Regions from separate parts of the Homo sapiens genome. Here region 1 is linked to region 2. Evidence: chromatin loops called from intact Hi-C (ENCODE). Cell type or tissue: ovary. All regions are shown on one strand. Region 1 has its middle 55 kb from the start of LINC00485. Region 2 overlaps LINC02456 (long intergenic non-protein coding RNA 2456).

Region 1 (8,000 bases), 68 kb after region 2:
AGACCCATGAAGCGCAAGAGACAGCCTGAGGTTGCTCACACAGCCAGAGACTCCAAGGACTTACTCTGCTCCAAATGGAGCATGTATATTGCCCAATCCTGCCAAAAGCCATACGGTTCATTAGCTTTTACTATACAGAGAAATGCGCCAGGCCTGGTGCTAAAATGACATGATAAAGCATATTTGACAGCAATAGTCAGAGGAAAAGGCACAGTGGGAACGGAAGAGCTCTGTGGGACGTTGCTCATGCCTTTGGAACAGAAGAAAAATACCTCTGCCTCTCGATTTGGAGACCCAGGCTGGTTGGAATCTGACAAGGACTTATTACTTTAGAAACGTTTTTCAGGGATTTGATTTCATCCCCTGGATTCTCTTTGCCTGGTGATGGATGTTTTTCTCCTTAATATTTTTTGATGCTGTGACTATTTGTGTGGTTTGTGAGTTAGATATTGGGAGGGGGTCAGGAGAGGAAAAAGACACAGAGAGAGAAAGAGTAAAAGACACAGAAAGACAAAGAGATAGAGAAGGGAGGGAGGAAGAAAAATGCCCACAACTGTAAGTGAGTGGAAAAGAGTGGATGAAGAGCAGTGAGGAAAGGAGATGGGATGTCAGAGGAGGGTGGATGCTAGGAGGATCCAGGTCAGGGCCCTCCCTTCATTTGGGATGGATGGTCTTTATACTTAAGGCTGGTCTTAGTGTGTTCTGATGGGTACTTATGTAATCTCTGTCTTCTTTCCAAGAGGCACAAAACTAGAATTTCTGGTCTCACCTTCAGTCCTAATAACTCTTTGCCTCCTGCCTTGCCATGAAATCTCTTCCCTAATTGTTTTTCTGCCACCATCACTCCTGTCCTTCCTATCAAAGACTACATGGTCTGGCTCAGGGACATTTACATTTATGTGTTAGAACTTTCTCAGGCTGTTATACCCCAACTTAATCTGGTCCTACCACACTTAAGTCTTTTGCCCATCTTCCCCCAGTGCCTTTGGCTCCCTTCTCTGGGCATAGCCTGAGACAGGGTTTCATGCTCTGCTTGGCCCACTCTCCACTCATCTGAGTACAGATTCCCCCTGGAATGTATTCCAAATAGCCCAGTGTTTCCCAAAGTGTGTTTTCTGGACCATCTGCTTCAGAGTCATGGAGTTGGGGTAGAGAAAGGGAAAAAAGGGATTTTTTTTAACATGCAGATTCCTGGGCTCGGTTCTCCAACCCCTAAACCAGACTGGGGACTGGAGGTGGGGGCAATTTTGAAAATATGCAGTTTTAATCCTTGACCCAGGATTGCGAAATATAGTAAAGTTTAAGAACCTCAGCAAGACCAGCCTTCTGGCTTCCCAGATTCTTTCTCCTTCAAGACCTGGCTCAGAAGATCAGAGACTCCCCTCCCGCAACACACAGGGTAATGTCAAAAGCCTGGGCCACACACCTTACACAAATCACTTAAACTCTCCAGGCCTTTCTCATCTTAAAGCAGGGGGCAGCATTGAAGTCACAAGTAGGAACAAGGACAGGACAGGTGACATCTAGACAGGAATGACGCTGGCCTGATGGGAATTAGGGGAACTGGAAGCTGCAAGCTTCAAGCAGGCAGCTGCTCCTCCAGTGCAGTCAATTGTGGCCAGATGGGAATGGGGCCCAGAGATGCCAAATCTTCTGAAATTTTTAGGGAAGCTAGAAATCAGAATTTCTATGTAACATTTCCCAATTTTTTTTTTTTTATTCTCTGGCTAATTTCTTTTTAACGGGCCAAATAAAATTACACATGTGGGGCATATTTTAGCTGTTGAGTCCACATTTGCAATCTCCAGACTAAGGCTCCCTAAGGTTGCTTTCCACACGAGAGTGCTGGCATACGGCGATCCTGAAGCCCCCTGGTTAAACAGGTTGTTCTGTTGCTGGTTGGAGCTTCCCAGCTGATCCCTCTGCTTTCCAGGAAAACCCCACAGCTCCCCTTGTTCTAAGAATCACTAAGGTTCTCAAAGCTTAGTGTGCATCACAGTCACTTGGAGGGCTTAGTTAAAACACAGCTTGTTGGGTCCTACCCGCAAAGTTTGCGATTCACAATGTCTGAGTTAGGACTTGAGAATCTGCGCTTCTTACAGACTCCCAGCTGCTGAAGCTGCTGGTCCAGTGTTGGCACGTTGAGAACCATGGCTGTAGACCCATTACTCACTACTTGTTACCTATGATGTTTGCTTTCTCCTTAAAACCAGCACTCAGGGCTGGGTGCGGTGGCTCATGCCTGTAACCTCAGCACTTTGGGAGGCCGAGACCGGTGTGGATCACCTGAGGTCAGGAGTTTGAGACCAGCCTGGCCAAACATGGCGAAACCCCGTCTCTACTAAAAGTACAAAAATTAGCCAGGTGTGGTGGCAGATGCCTGTAATCCCAGCTACTCAGGAGCCTGAGGCAGGAGAATCACTTGAACCCAGGATGTGGAGTGAGCCAAGATCGCGCCACTGCACTCCAGCCTGGGCAACATGAGTGAAACTCCATCTCAAAAAAAAAAAAAAAAAAAAAAGGAAAAGGAAAAAAGAAAAAAAAAAAGAAAACCATCACTCAGGTTTTAGCTTCTCTCTCATTCCTGAGTCACTTCGTACTGCAATACTTTGTGCCTTCCTGGTGTTGCTCACATGATCAAGAACTCATTTTAACAATAGCTGCCATGTTTGAGTGCTTACAGTGTGCCAGCCATTTGTCCAAACACTTTACTGTGTAATCGTCATCAGACCTTACTAAGGAAGGTATCATCCTCAATCTCTACATGAGGAAACCAAAGCCTGGTCTACATGAGGAAACCAAAGCCTGGAGAAGTTAAGTAACTGGCTTAATATCACAGAGTTTAGTGAATGGTAGAAACAAGGTCCCAACCCAAACTGTCTGGCTCCAGAGATTGGTTGTCATATAACTTATAGACCAAGCTGCAACACTTTTGAGAGTGACACGAGATACTATTAATAATTATGCCAGGACAACAGATATAAACCAAGACTGACCTTGGCAAACCAGGACATGAGGTTGTCCAACATATTCTGCCATTTTAAATGTACTCGTTGAATGGTTACAATCTTGTGAAAAGACGACAGGCTTTACAGCCAGCCAAATTCAGGCTTAATTGAGCAGAGGCGTGAAAGTACCCAACACAGTGCCTGCTGCATGGTAGGAAATCGGTAGATACCTGTTTCCTTCTGCCAAGTTTCTAATCCTTTGCTGGGCAACATGGGCAAGTGTAACATGTAGCCCTTATTCTGGAAGCCCTTACAATAGAGTTGATAGAAAAAAGGAACATAAATGAAAACTTTTAAAGATTATTCTAAGACTTTAGTAATCCGAGGCTGAGCATAAGAGTTCAGAGATGGTGATTCTCTTAGCTTTTGAATTTTTAGGTGAGTAGAAATTTGAACTGTGTCTTGAAGACTGAGTAGAAGGCAGGAAGGTTAGAATTGGGTATAGCTAAAGAAAGACTGAGTTTATTCAGAAGTGTCTCTGTGACATAAGTTTGTCAAATATTTCAGCTCCATTCCAACCATAGTAGTATTCCAGATACAATGAAACAGGGACACACTTTTGTTGTATTTTATTTTTTCAGTGTTGTGCACTCACGAACCCCTAGAGAGCCCAGATGAGGACTTGATTCTCCCAGGCATGGAAGGACAGACAGAGAAACTTCTTAGGAGCATTGGTCTGTGGTTTTCAAGACCTTCTGTTATTTAGGAATTTTGAACAAACTCCTGCCCCCGCAATGGTTTTCACAGTAAGAGCAACAGCTGCGGGGTACTTATTCCTCCCTGATTTATGTAAAAAGGAAGAGCAACTTCATCATACTTTTTCTCAGTCCCAAGTGCGGGAAATTCTAAACAGGCTCAACACCACCCTCTAGTGTGCACAAAGGGCGGACGTGGGAATTGAAGCCTGTTCATGACAAAGGCAGATGGTGAAGACTGGAGAAGGTAGAGGGAGAGAAACATCCTTGTATCTGCAGGAAGCCCATGAATTAATATATATCCAAGTGCTCTAAGGTAAAGTACTTCTTTAATAGAAAGATCTAAGGGAGCGCTTCCAAAAGAAAGAATATAATGTTCTGTGAAATACTAATCCCACGAGATTCCGTCCGCACGCGCTCTTTTTTTTTTTTTTTTTTTTTTTTATACTTTAAGTTCTAGGGTACATGTGCACAACGTGCAGGTTTGTTACATATGTATACATGTGCCATGTTGGTGTGCTGCACCCATTAACTCGTCATTTACATTAGGTATATCTCCTAATGCTTTCCCTCCCCCCTTCCCCCACCCCACTCTTAAAGTGCCCCACGGTTAACTAAGTTTGGAATCCTCTACACATCATTACAGTCTTCTGCAAGCCCCTGTTACAGCTTCAGTGTTTAGGAAAGCTGTTGGGAAGTTATGCAGTGATGAAAAATCCACTTCCCACAAACATTTGACCCCTGAACTTTTTTTTTTTTTTTTTTTTTTTACCTCTACAAGCCCCATGTCATCCCCTAACACAACTTCTCATGGAACGTACTTTGGGCAATGCTACTAGAAAAAGTACAAATGAAGTTCTTACCTCCGGCTTCCCATTTGATGAAACAAGTCCTGTCCCATAGGCTTCGATGGCTCCACTCTGCTTGCAAAGATCAAACTCTAAAGTAAACCAATAGAGCTGATCAAGGCACAAAATGGAAAAAGAATGGAGCGGTGACTGAAACCAAATATCTAATCAACAGTGCCAAGGACTGGAAGATCCCTCAAGAGGCTGAGAGGCAACCCAGTTCTTCCCCACTTCAACCCCATCCCGATCTTCAGGCAGGACAGAGAGCCTTCGTACTGCTCTCCTAATGCATCATCCTCAGTCCCCTGGACCCCGCTTCTTTCAAAGTTCAATTATATCTGAGGCTTAGTTCAAGGGTCCTCTTCTTCAAATCTTCTCATGACTCGGGGGCCCACTGAGCATTTCCTTTCCTTCAGTTAGATCACCCTTTCGTGTATTCATTAAAAGCACATTGAACACTTACCATATGCATGATACAGTGCTGGGAAATACAGATCTGAAATAGACAAAGATCCTACCCCCCAGAGGAGCTCACAATTTCTACCACTGGAAGAGGAATGAAGAGAAGACAACGAAGGCTCAGTTCTAAGGAAGGCTTCAGCAGATGAAGATACAGTAAGTTGCGGGCACATTGCCTTGTAGAACATATCCAACAGCATTCTCACCATGATCACATCAAGTTATCAGAACACAGCCTGCCTCAGGTTAAGCACTCTATGGATGTTAGCTTTTATTTGTGTTGTTATTATCATTCTTGCTATTATGTATTACATTTATGTTGTATTACTTTTTTTCTTATTCTACTGTTCCTGTACAATAAAATTGAAGGGTAAGATGCTATCTCCACCACAAATGGTTTAGTTTGTGAAATTACTGCAATACTCAGTGATTGCTGTGATTGCTGATAAATATCAATGCCAATGACACTTTATTCCTCTCCCTGTAAAATGATGCTACCAGTAACTATCTTTTCAGATTTCATTGATTCGTCAATTTTTCTTCATTCATTGAAATAATATAAGGTTTCCATTATGTGCCAGACTCTGTGCTAAGGAAAGGGAATATAATAATAAGACAGACAAAGTCCCTGCCCTCCTGGAGTTTGCTACATCTCAGAATTGTGGAGATTTCAGTGAGATTACTTTATATGTGTGCATTTTCTGATATGAAAGGCTGGGTAAATGTAGAGTATTATTATAACTTAACAACCCACCAACACTACTGCTGTCAAGCATAGCCTCCAGTCTCTGAAATAGAGAATCTCACTGTGCTTACCTGGCACAGTGCCTGGTTTCATAGGCACCTTCAGAAATGTCTGCTTAATGAATGAATGAGTGGAAGAATTAATTAGAAACATTATTACTAAATTTCATTTTCTACATAAATAATAATCATGATGAAATGAAGGGGGGTGAATGGGAATACCTATGAATTAGTCAACTCTTGTTACATGGTAATTATGACATTGTGTACTTTTTTATCATTGTCCTCCTAGCAACCATGGTGTTCAGTATCAATATTCTCATTTTACAGATGAGCATAAATGAAGTTCAGGGATATTAAGTAACTTTCCCAGGGCTTCAAAATTATAAGCACAAATAATAACGGAATCAGTGGCCTGAGAACACACTCACATTTTCCTTCTCCTTTAAGGGGTAGTTTCATTCTTTTCCCCAGACCCTATTTTATTATTGAGGAACATGGTCTTCTTTTCCAGATTAAACTAAATGGGGATGGATGAGGTGATGAGTTCCACCTAATGTGTCACAGCTGGAGATGCGTGTCATGGCCATTAACTGAAATTAATGCCCTGAAGGCAATCATTACCAACCCCAGCCTAATAGAAACCAAGGGCATCTCTGATAAAACAGTTTTGATTTCCTCCCAACATTTTCCAAATAAAGTGAAACAAACAACAGATTTCCTTAACACCAAAAGATGTGTTGTCGCTGAGCGGATTGAATCTTGATACAGAACTCAGTTACAAGGTAACAGGACCAAAGAAGGTCTAACAGTCACCTATTTGAACCGTTTTCTTGATGATGAATCTTCTCTAATGCTCCCTTCCCCAAATGCCCTCTAGCCTATGCTTGGATACTCCTAGTTGGAGAATTTCTTCATGCTTAAGATAGCCCATTTTATCTTTAGAGTGAGCTTATTGGAAAGTTCACTGCATGTTGAGCTGAAACCTGCTTCAAGTGGCTTCTCCTCATTGTTTCTAATTTTCTTCCTGGGAGTCACTAGGAAATGTGATTTGCCATCCCCAGGAATAGTGTTTCCAGACTACTCCTATGGTACTTGCTCTACTACACACTTATACACTCAATATTTTTATTCAACTCATTATAACTTTACCTATTTTAATCTACAACTAAGCAATAAAATCTGTGAAATCATAGGTTGATGTGTTAGCTTTATGGTTTTCTAACACATATTAATATTATTAATGTATTATTAATTATATATATTGTTTGTGTTATACATTATTTATATTAATGTATTATTAATTATATTATCATTAATGTATCAATGGTAGTATGGCCATCCCATTTGGGAAACACCATGCATATCCCTTCTCTGTATATACTAGTTGAAAATAACAGCCAATCTTCATCGAGTTTCCAGTTGGACAAACATTCTTAGTACTTTCAATTATATAATATAGAGTGAAATTAATTTACTACCTTGGTTATTTGCCTCCAATTTGTCTGTATGCCTATTTAGGTTTGGGGGCCAGTCTCAAATACAGTACTCTCATTATATATGCTATGATTTTATTAATCTGTGTTTCCATTAGCCTTGGAAGTCAGACTATGTATTTCTAAAGAGTTCACTGGTCCTCAACATCTTTAAGTCTTTGTTACCTGCACCAGCATATCATCCTTCCCCATCTTGTTCCTTCTTTTGGAAACAAGTATAAGAGCTTTCATCAATCCTCACTGCATTTCATCTTGGCCTATCAATTTATAACCTGCGAAGATGCTTGTTGATTCTGATTCTGTTACCTAAATTATTCATTTTCTCTCCAATCCTCTAATTATATATATATATTTGATAAACATGCATTTTGTATTTTCATGTAAATCACTGACAGGCATGTGGTCCTAGAAACTTGCTTCCAGATTAATATTGGTCCATCAATCATCTTGCTTTAGGCACTAGTTACTATAATCAAATCCATGTTTATTATTAATCCTCTAGAGGCTTTTGTCATTTAACATGGCCTATATAATACTCTGGTAATTACTTCTTACATACTGATGTACCACCCATATGAACACTTGATTTTTGTAAGATTACTAAAGAATTCTTTAAACATCACTCTACTCTGGAAGTTATAATAAGGATTATTGAGTTCCAACTTATCCATTTATTGGACCAAACACTTGACCTATACTGAGCATTTTAACTGCAATAAGTTCATAATAATAAAGATTACTATCCTGAAG
Region 2 (8,000 bases):
GACAGCAAAAGCAGTACTAAGAGGGAAGTTTAGAGCTATAAGTGCCTACATGAAAAAAGAAGAAAAACTTCAAATAATAATAAAAAAAAACTAACAATTCATCTTAAGGAACTAGAAAAGGAAGAGTAAACCAAACCTAATCTTGTGTTGTTTAGAATAAAACAAATAGTAAAGATCATAGCAGAAACAAATAAAATTGAAATGGAAACAACACAGAAGATCAATGAAACAAAAAGTTGTGTTTTTGAAAGGTTAAACAAAATTGACAAACCTTTAGCCAGACTAATTAAGAAAAAAAGAGAGAACATCCAGATAAATAAATTCAGAGATGAAAGAGGAGACATTACAATGAATACTGCAGAAACTCAAAGGATCATCAGTAGCAATGAGCAACTATGTGCCAACAAATTGGAAAATCTGGAAGAAATGGACAGATTCCTAGACACATATAACCTACCAACATTGAACCATGAAGAAATAAAAAAACCTGAACAGACCAATAACAAGTAATGAGACCTAAGCCATAATGAAAAGTCTCCCATAAAGAAAAGCCCAGGACCCAAGGCCTTCACTGCTGAATTCTACCAAACATTTAAAGAAGAACTAATACCAATCCTACTCAAACTATTCCAAAAAATAGAGAAGGAGGGAATACTTCCAAACTCATTCTGTGAGGCCAGTATTACCCTGATGCCAAAACCAGACAAAGACACATCGAAAAAAAGAAACCTGCAGGCCAGTATCTATGATGAATATTGATACAAAAATCCTCAACAAAATACCAGCAAACTAATTCAACAATACATTAAAAAGATCATTCATTATGACCAAGTGGGATTTATCCCTGGGATGCAAGGATGGTTCCACATATGCAAATCAATCAGTGTGATACATCTTACCAATAGAATGAAGGACAAAAACCATATGATCATTTCAATTGATGCTGAAAAAGCATTTGATACAATTAACCTCCCTTCATGATAAAAACCCTCAAAAAAATTAGGTATAGAAGGAATATACTTCAACATAATAAAAGGCATATATGATACACCCACAGCTAGTATCATACTGAGTGGGGAAAACCTGAAAGGCTTTCCTGTAAGATCTGGAACACAACAAGAATGCCCAGTTTCACCACTGTTATTCAACACAGTACTGGAAGTCCTAGCTGGAACAATCAGACGAGAAATAAATAAAGGGCATCCAAATTAGAAAAGAAGAACTCAATTTATCTTTGTTTGCAGATGATATTATGTTATATTTGGAGAAATGTGGGGACTACAAAAAACTATTAGAACTGATAAACAAATTTAGTAAAGTTGCAGGATACAAAATCAACATACAAAAATTAGTAGCATTTCTATATGTCAACAGTGAACAATCTTGGAAAAGAAATTTTAAAAGTATCCCATTAACATTAGGCACAGATAAAATTAAATACCTAGGAATCAACTTAACCAAAGTGAAAAGATCTCTATAATGAAAACTATAAAATACTGATGAAAGAAATTGAAGAGGAAACCCCAAAATGGAAAAATACTCCATGTTCATGGATTGGAAGAATGATTATTGTGAAGATGTTCATACTACCCAAACCAATTAATTCCTATCAAAATACCAATGACATTCTTTATAGAAATAGAAAAAAAAATCCTAAAATTTATATGGAACCAAAAAAGACTCAGAACAGCCTAAGCTATCCTAAGCAAAAAGAACAAAACTGGAGGAATTACATTACCTGACTTCAAATTATCTTCCAGAGTTATAGTAACAAAAATAGTATGGTACTGACATAAAAACAGACACAGAGACCAATGAAACAGAATAGAGAAACAAAGCCACACACCTACTGAACTCATTTCAACAAAGGTGCAAAGAACATACACTGGGGAAAAGACAGGCTCTTCAAGAAATGGTGCTGAGAAAACTGGATATCCATATGCAGAAGAATGAAACTAGACCCCTAGCCCTCACCATGTACAAAAATTAAATCAGGATGGATTAAAGATTTAAATCTATGACCTCAAACTATGAAACTACTAAAGGAAAACATTGAAGAAACTCTCTAGGGCACTGGCCTGAGCAAAAATTTATTGAGTAATGCCCTACAAGCACAGGCAACCAAAGCAAAAATGGACAAATGGAATCACACCAAGTTAAACTGCTTCTGCACAGCAAAGGAAACAGTCAATAAAGTGAAGAGACAACCAAAAGAATGGGAGAAAACATTTGCAAACTCTACATCTGACAAGGGATTAATAACCAGAATATATAAGGAACTCAATTTATAGGAAAAAAGTCTAATAATCTGATAAAAAATGGGCAAAGTATTTGAATAGATATTTCTCAAAAGAAGACATACAAATAGCAAACAGGCATATAAAAAGGTGTTCAATATCATTGATTATCAGAGAAATGCTCATCAAAACTACAATGAGATATCATCTCTTCCCAGTTAAAATGGCTTGAATCCAAAAGACAGGCAATAACAAATTCTAGTAAGAATGTGGAGAAAAGGAATCCTCATACACTGTTGGTGGGAATGTAAATTGGTAGAATCACTATGGAGAACAGTTTGGAGGTCCCTCAAAAAACTAAAAATACCATATGTACAAGCAATCCCACTGCTGGGTGTATACCTCAAAGAAAGGAAATTAGTATGTAAAACAGATATTTGCACTCCTGTGTTTGTTGCAACATTGTTCACAATAGCCAAGATTTGGAAGCAACCTACGTGTCCATCAACAGATGAATGGATAAAGAAATGTGATACTTACATACTATTCAGCCATAAAAAGAATGAGATCCTGTCATTTGCAACAACATGGATGGAACTGGAGGCTATTCTGTTAAGTGAAATAAGCCAAGCACAGAAAGACAAACGTCAGAAGTTCTCACTCATTTGTGGAACCTAAAAATCAAAACAACTGAACTAACAGAGTTAGAGAGTAGAAGGAAGGTTACCAAGTCCTGGGAAGGGAAGTGGGTTGTTAAGGGGGTGGTGGGAATGGTTAATGGGTCCAAAATATAGATTGAATAAGATCTAGCATTTGATAGCACAACAGGGTGACTATAGTCAATAATAATTTAATTGTACATTCAAAAATAACCAAAGGAGTATAATTGAATTTTTTTGTAACACAAAGGATAAATGCTTGCAGTGATAGATACCCCATTTTCCATGATGTAATTATTATGTGTTGCACACTTGTATCAAAACATCTCATGTACCCTATAAATATATACACCTATTATGTACCCATAAAAATTAAAAAAACATTTTGAGAGTGATTATGCCTTTTTATTGAAATAATTAAGTGAAAATAGGAAACAAAGATCTGAATGTCATCTACACAGAAGCTCCTGGGACAAGATATTATGAAATTTGTACTCCTTCTAAAACAAAAAAACAAACAAATAAGCAAAACCCAAAATGGTCAACGCTTTGTAATAGTGAGACATTTGAGACACTAAGCACAAAGTCTCCTATACTCTTTCTAAACACCCAACCCTCTTTGCCTACATTGCACCCATGAGAGGATTTGGGGAAGGACAAATAGCAGAAGGTGCTATAATTGGCTATAGAACTTTAAGAGGGGCCTCTTCTAGACCTTCACAAGTTTTTTCATTACCCTACACATCCAGAAGAAAAGCTTTTTTTTTTTTTTTTAAACTCAGCCAGCTACTTGAATGTTGGATCTTCAAATTAAATAAAAATATATATTTAAAAACACCCTCAATAACTAACAAAAAAAATCACTTGGTTATTTGATACATGGACCATGTCTCAATAACTTGTTTATTTCTCCCACAGGATTAAATCTGAGTACATAGTGAATGACCAATCAATCCTCATAGTTTGATTATAGATTATTGACTTACATTTACGAGATGCTTTCTGGAAACTCTCCTATCCCTCAACTCAGAAGTCTGACAACGTGTGTAGAGAAAACCTGTGTCTAGAGCATGCATTGGCTCAGAGCAAAACACACCCAATATTGTCAAACAATTGGTTGTTGACAAAAATTCAACCTTTATTTAATAGGGAAAATGTGTTTGGCAGGTAGAACCCAAGTCCTCGAAGGCTTTTTTTTTATGGTGTATATGTGTTTTATTTGTTTTTATTGCCACATGTATTAAACAGTCATCCTATCTCACCTTGGGTGATTGGAGCCCTCTTCAGTAGGTAGATTCCTCCAGCCATCTTGGACCATTTCTGTGACACAGACAATGTTTTCTTCTTCCCAAACTTTATTTTGAAGTAAGTTCAAGGAAATTCAAAACAGCAAGGTTGAGTGGAAAAAATAAGTCTTTTGTTCAGCATGTACAGTTTGAATTCTGTCAGGAGATATTGTACTTTCCTTTTATTACACTTTATTTTGGAGGTTTTTTTTTTGTTTTTTTTTTTTTTTTTAAGAGTCAGAGGAACCCTAAGTCAGGAGGCTGTCCATAGCTGAGTCTCATGGACAAATGGTCAGCTCAAACACATAACAAAGGGTCTGTTGTGATGTTGCCAATTCTATTTCATGAAATCTTTTTTTGGTATAAACTGGAGAAAGCACTTTGTTCAGTTAAAGATTTTTTTTCTTCCCTACCAGTTGTCCTTGCCAAGGTCAATGTTTCTATTATGTGGGGGGAAGCATACCCGCCCCCTGGTGGCTGATTTACACATAGACCTTTTTCTTTACCAAGACCCGTGGATCTCAGTAGCTAAAATGTCCTAGTGTGGTGTACATTCATTTAACAAATATTTATTGAGCTCCTGTTTTGTGCCAGGCAATGTACTAAGTGATTCGAGTTGGGAAACCCAAGGTCTTCCTCTGGGTCTTTTATATGGCAACCAACCATTCAACCTGTTCACAAGGCGGCCACCTCACCTCCGGTGCTTCATTTTCTCAACAATGAGCTATATTATATCTGCACTACTTATCCCAAAGCATAGTATCAAAGATCCAAAATGATAAAATAACAGCAAGTGTGATCGTATGTTGTAAATTAGATGAGGTCACTCCAGTGCTTAAAATAATTTAATGTCTTCCCATTGCCCTTAAAATAAAATCCAACCTCTTTTTATGGACTCAAAGACCCAGCACAATCTATCCACTGCCTCCTTGTCAACCTCATGCCACACCATTCTCCCCCTGGAGAATCTCACCCCTTAATACAGGTCAACTGTCATTTTCTTGAAAGTGCAATTTCCCCCTTAAGGCCCGTATATGTACTTTCTCCTCCCCTTTATAAGCGTCTTCCTACTCTTCACCTACCTAACTCTTATTTATCTTCTTTCTGAATGAAGGCCACCTTCTCAGGAATTTCTTTGCTAAGTACTAGTTCTAAAAATAGTTCACTTTATTATATTATTTCATAGAATCTTATTTTCCTTCATAGGTCTTATCCTGTATAGCAAGTATGTATTTATTTAAATTGCTATTTTTGACCATCTTCTCCACCGAAGTGAAAGTTCCATGAGGACATGTACCATAACTGTATAATTCACTACAGTCTATCTTGCACCTGTAAATAGCATCAATTGGACTTTGGGGAATGAATGAATAAATGACACCTGTGGAATGTTATAGAAATGTGAATTTATTATATATAAATAAGATAATATGAAATATAGAAAAAGTAGGAAAAGCAATTCAAGAAAGAGAATATTGGTGCATTTAATAAGTATTTTGAAATATGAACTTTTAAAGTTTAATTACTCAGTTATATAATCTATATGTTATGACTGCTTAATTAAATAGAATTTAGAATGTTATAACCTAAGCTAAGTTTGCAGGTGACAAAACTGGTGTCCAAAGACATGAAGTGAGACATATAAGGTTATACAGAAGCAGAAACAAGACTAGAATATATGTCTGTGATTCCTGACCTGGAGTTCTTTTGACTACATTGTGTTTATTCTTGTACAACATTATTGTTATGAAACTTCATTTCTTAAGGCTTTATAGACTTATTAAACTTTTGTATTCTATTAAGGTTAGACTAGAGCATCTATAAACAAATTGCTTAATAATTATTGAGCATCTTCCGTCCTGATGTCCTGGAACTAAAATATATATATATATATCTTAGCTCAACTGCCTTCTCCCTTCTCCTGCTTCTCCTTCTCCTTCTCTTCTCCTTCCCTTCTCCTTCCCTTCTCCTTTCCTTCTCCTTTCCTTCTCCTTTCTTCCTTCCTTCCTTCCTTCCTTCCTTCCTTCCTTCCTTCCTTCCTTCCTTCCTTCTTTCCTTCCTTCCTTCCTTCCTTCCTCCCTTCCCTCCCTACCTGTTCCCTTCTATTTTACTATTTCCTTACTGGGAGCATTTTGTCATCCTTTGTGCTTAAAGGGTACTTTCTATCTGGAAACTCATTTCCTCCATTCTGGGAAAGTTTCTTGAATTATTTCTTTTATAATTTTCCCTCCATTTCCTATTTTTATTTTTCTGTACTTCTGCTTTTCCTTCATTTCTGCTCCAATAACTGTAATTAACAATAGCCTTTTGATGATATTTGAGTATTTCTTTTTATAACAAACTGTTCTTATTTCAAAGCCACAGTATCCTGTCTTAAGTTTTTGAGGAAACGAATGGTACTATTTTTGAAATTATTTTTTCTTTGCATTTTTTTCATCTTTCTGTTTCTTTTCCCCCATTAGTATGTTTAAATTACTGTCTTTCTTGTTGAGGTTTTCCTGAAATGTCTGGTGATTCTTGGATGTCCATTCTTATTTGAGAGGACAGAGTTGCCAGACAAGATAGGGAACAGTCATTTGAATCTGAATTTCAGATAAACAATGAATACATTTTTAATATGTCCCAAAGACCGCATTTTTATTTGCTAAATCTGGCAACCCCAAGAGAGGGGCAAGAAGCAGCTGAAGAAACGTCTGTGTGCATGGATAGGACTTGTTGACTACTGGGTGTTACTAAGATGATCTGGCTGGGCTGTTTCACTAGAGGATCCCTGACCATTAGCATCTTTAGGTTTTCACTGAGCACTTAGAGCAGAATCATTCAGTCTTTAGGCTGTCAGTTTTCTGGGAGCCAAAGTAGACCAGGAGGTTGGGATTCTCACCATTCAGAATGTACCCCTTTAGTAATTCTCCTTGTTTTCCGTGGGGGTGCTCCTGCCCTGAGTAGTGCCTGCCATCCCTTGTCTAGATCTTTCTGAAACATGTTCTCCAGAGAGTAAGTCTTCAGTCTCCTGCCAGGAGGGTGAAGAAACTGCTTCTCAAACAATTAACAAATTCTGTATCTGCCTCACCTGCATCCCCACTTTCATATGTACTTCTTGCTTCCAATTTCTGAGCCTTTCCAGGGTTTTGCAATGCAAAGCAGGTTGCTTCTGGGTTTCACCCACTGTCAACTTAAATTTCAGCCTTCATGGTTCGGCTAAGCCAGTTACCCCTCTACCATCTGCTTTCCATCTTCCAAAATGTTGTTGTTGTTGTTTTCCTCCTAATTCTTTTTGTCTTTATGAGTGAATGTCTTTAAAATCAGTCCCTTTACTGTCTTTTTAGTGAGCTTGGGGGATGGAATGTAATGTATAGCATATGTTAAATCTGCCATCTTCAACTAGAAGCACAGCCATGAATTTTCAAAGTGACTACAGAAGAGCCATTTAATTCCTCTTTTCTCAATTTTCTTTTGTAAAATGAGATGGCTAAGGGAGATGGGCTTCGATAAACCCCACTCAAAAATTTTATGATTGTATAATCTCCTGCACTATTAACAGACCATCCGGTAACAACATTCTAAACCTTCCAAACAAATTACGTTTTTAGTCTTTTAAGGAAGAGACAAAGCCGTGGTCTACATTTTCATCAATATTAAGGACCTTCAGCAAGGACTTCTCTGAAGCTTGTTTTCTCTCCAAATGGGGAACTAATATGAACTTCCATTAATATAAACTTCCATCATAAGCCTGCTGTGATTAGCAGATGAGTTAACCCATGGGAAAGTACTTCACATATGGACATTTGCTATGCAAGTATTAATTGATGTAGTTGTTC

What was found. A loop is a pair of places that touch in the nucleus more often than their neighbours do. Peaks named below come from ENCODE experiments on the same cell type or tissue, not always from the same donor. Only the 100,000 strongest peaks of a DNase experiment are listed, where the experiment ranks them.
Region 1: it touches region 2 in a loop (3-fold over the local background); 2 of 110 quality-filtered maps call a loop at or near these places.

Annotation. Positions count from the first base shown.
Region 1 is chr12:102,765,879-102,773,878 of GRCh38, forward strand. No RefSeq gene overlaps it. Among named protein-coding and RNA genes, the nearest start is that of LINC00485, 55 kb to the right of the region's middle. In ovary, a CTCF peak has its summit at 3,879 (motif pointing left); a DNase peak (open chromatin) is centred at 3,873.
Region 2 is chr12:102,698,072-102,706,071 of GRCh38, forward strand. The region is part of intron 12 of LINC02456 (long intergenic non-protein coding RNA 2456); the gene reads left to right. Among named protein-coding and RNA genes, the nearest start is that of LINC00485, 120 kb to the right of the region's middle. In ovary, no CTCF peak of the experiment used is centred here; a DNase peak (open chromatin) is centred at 4,650.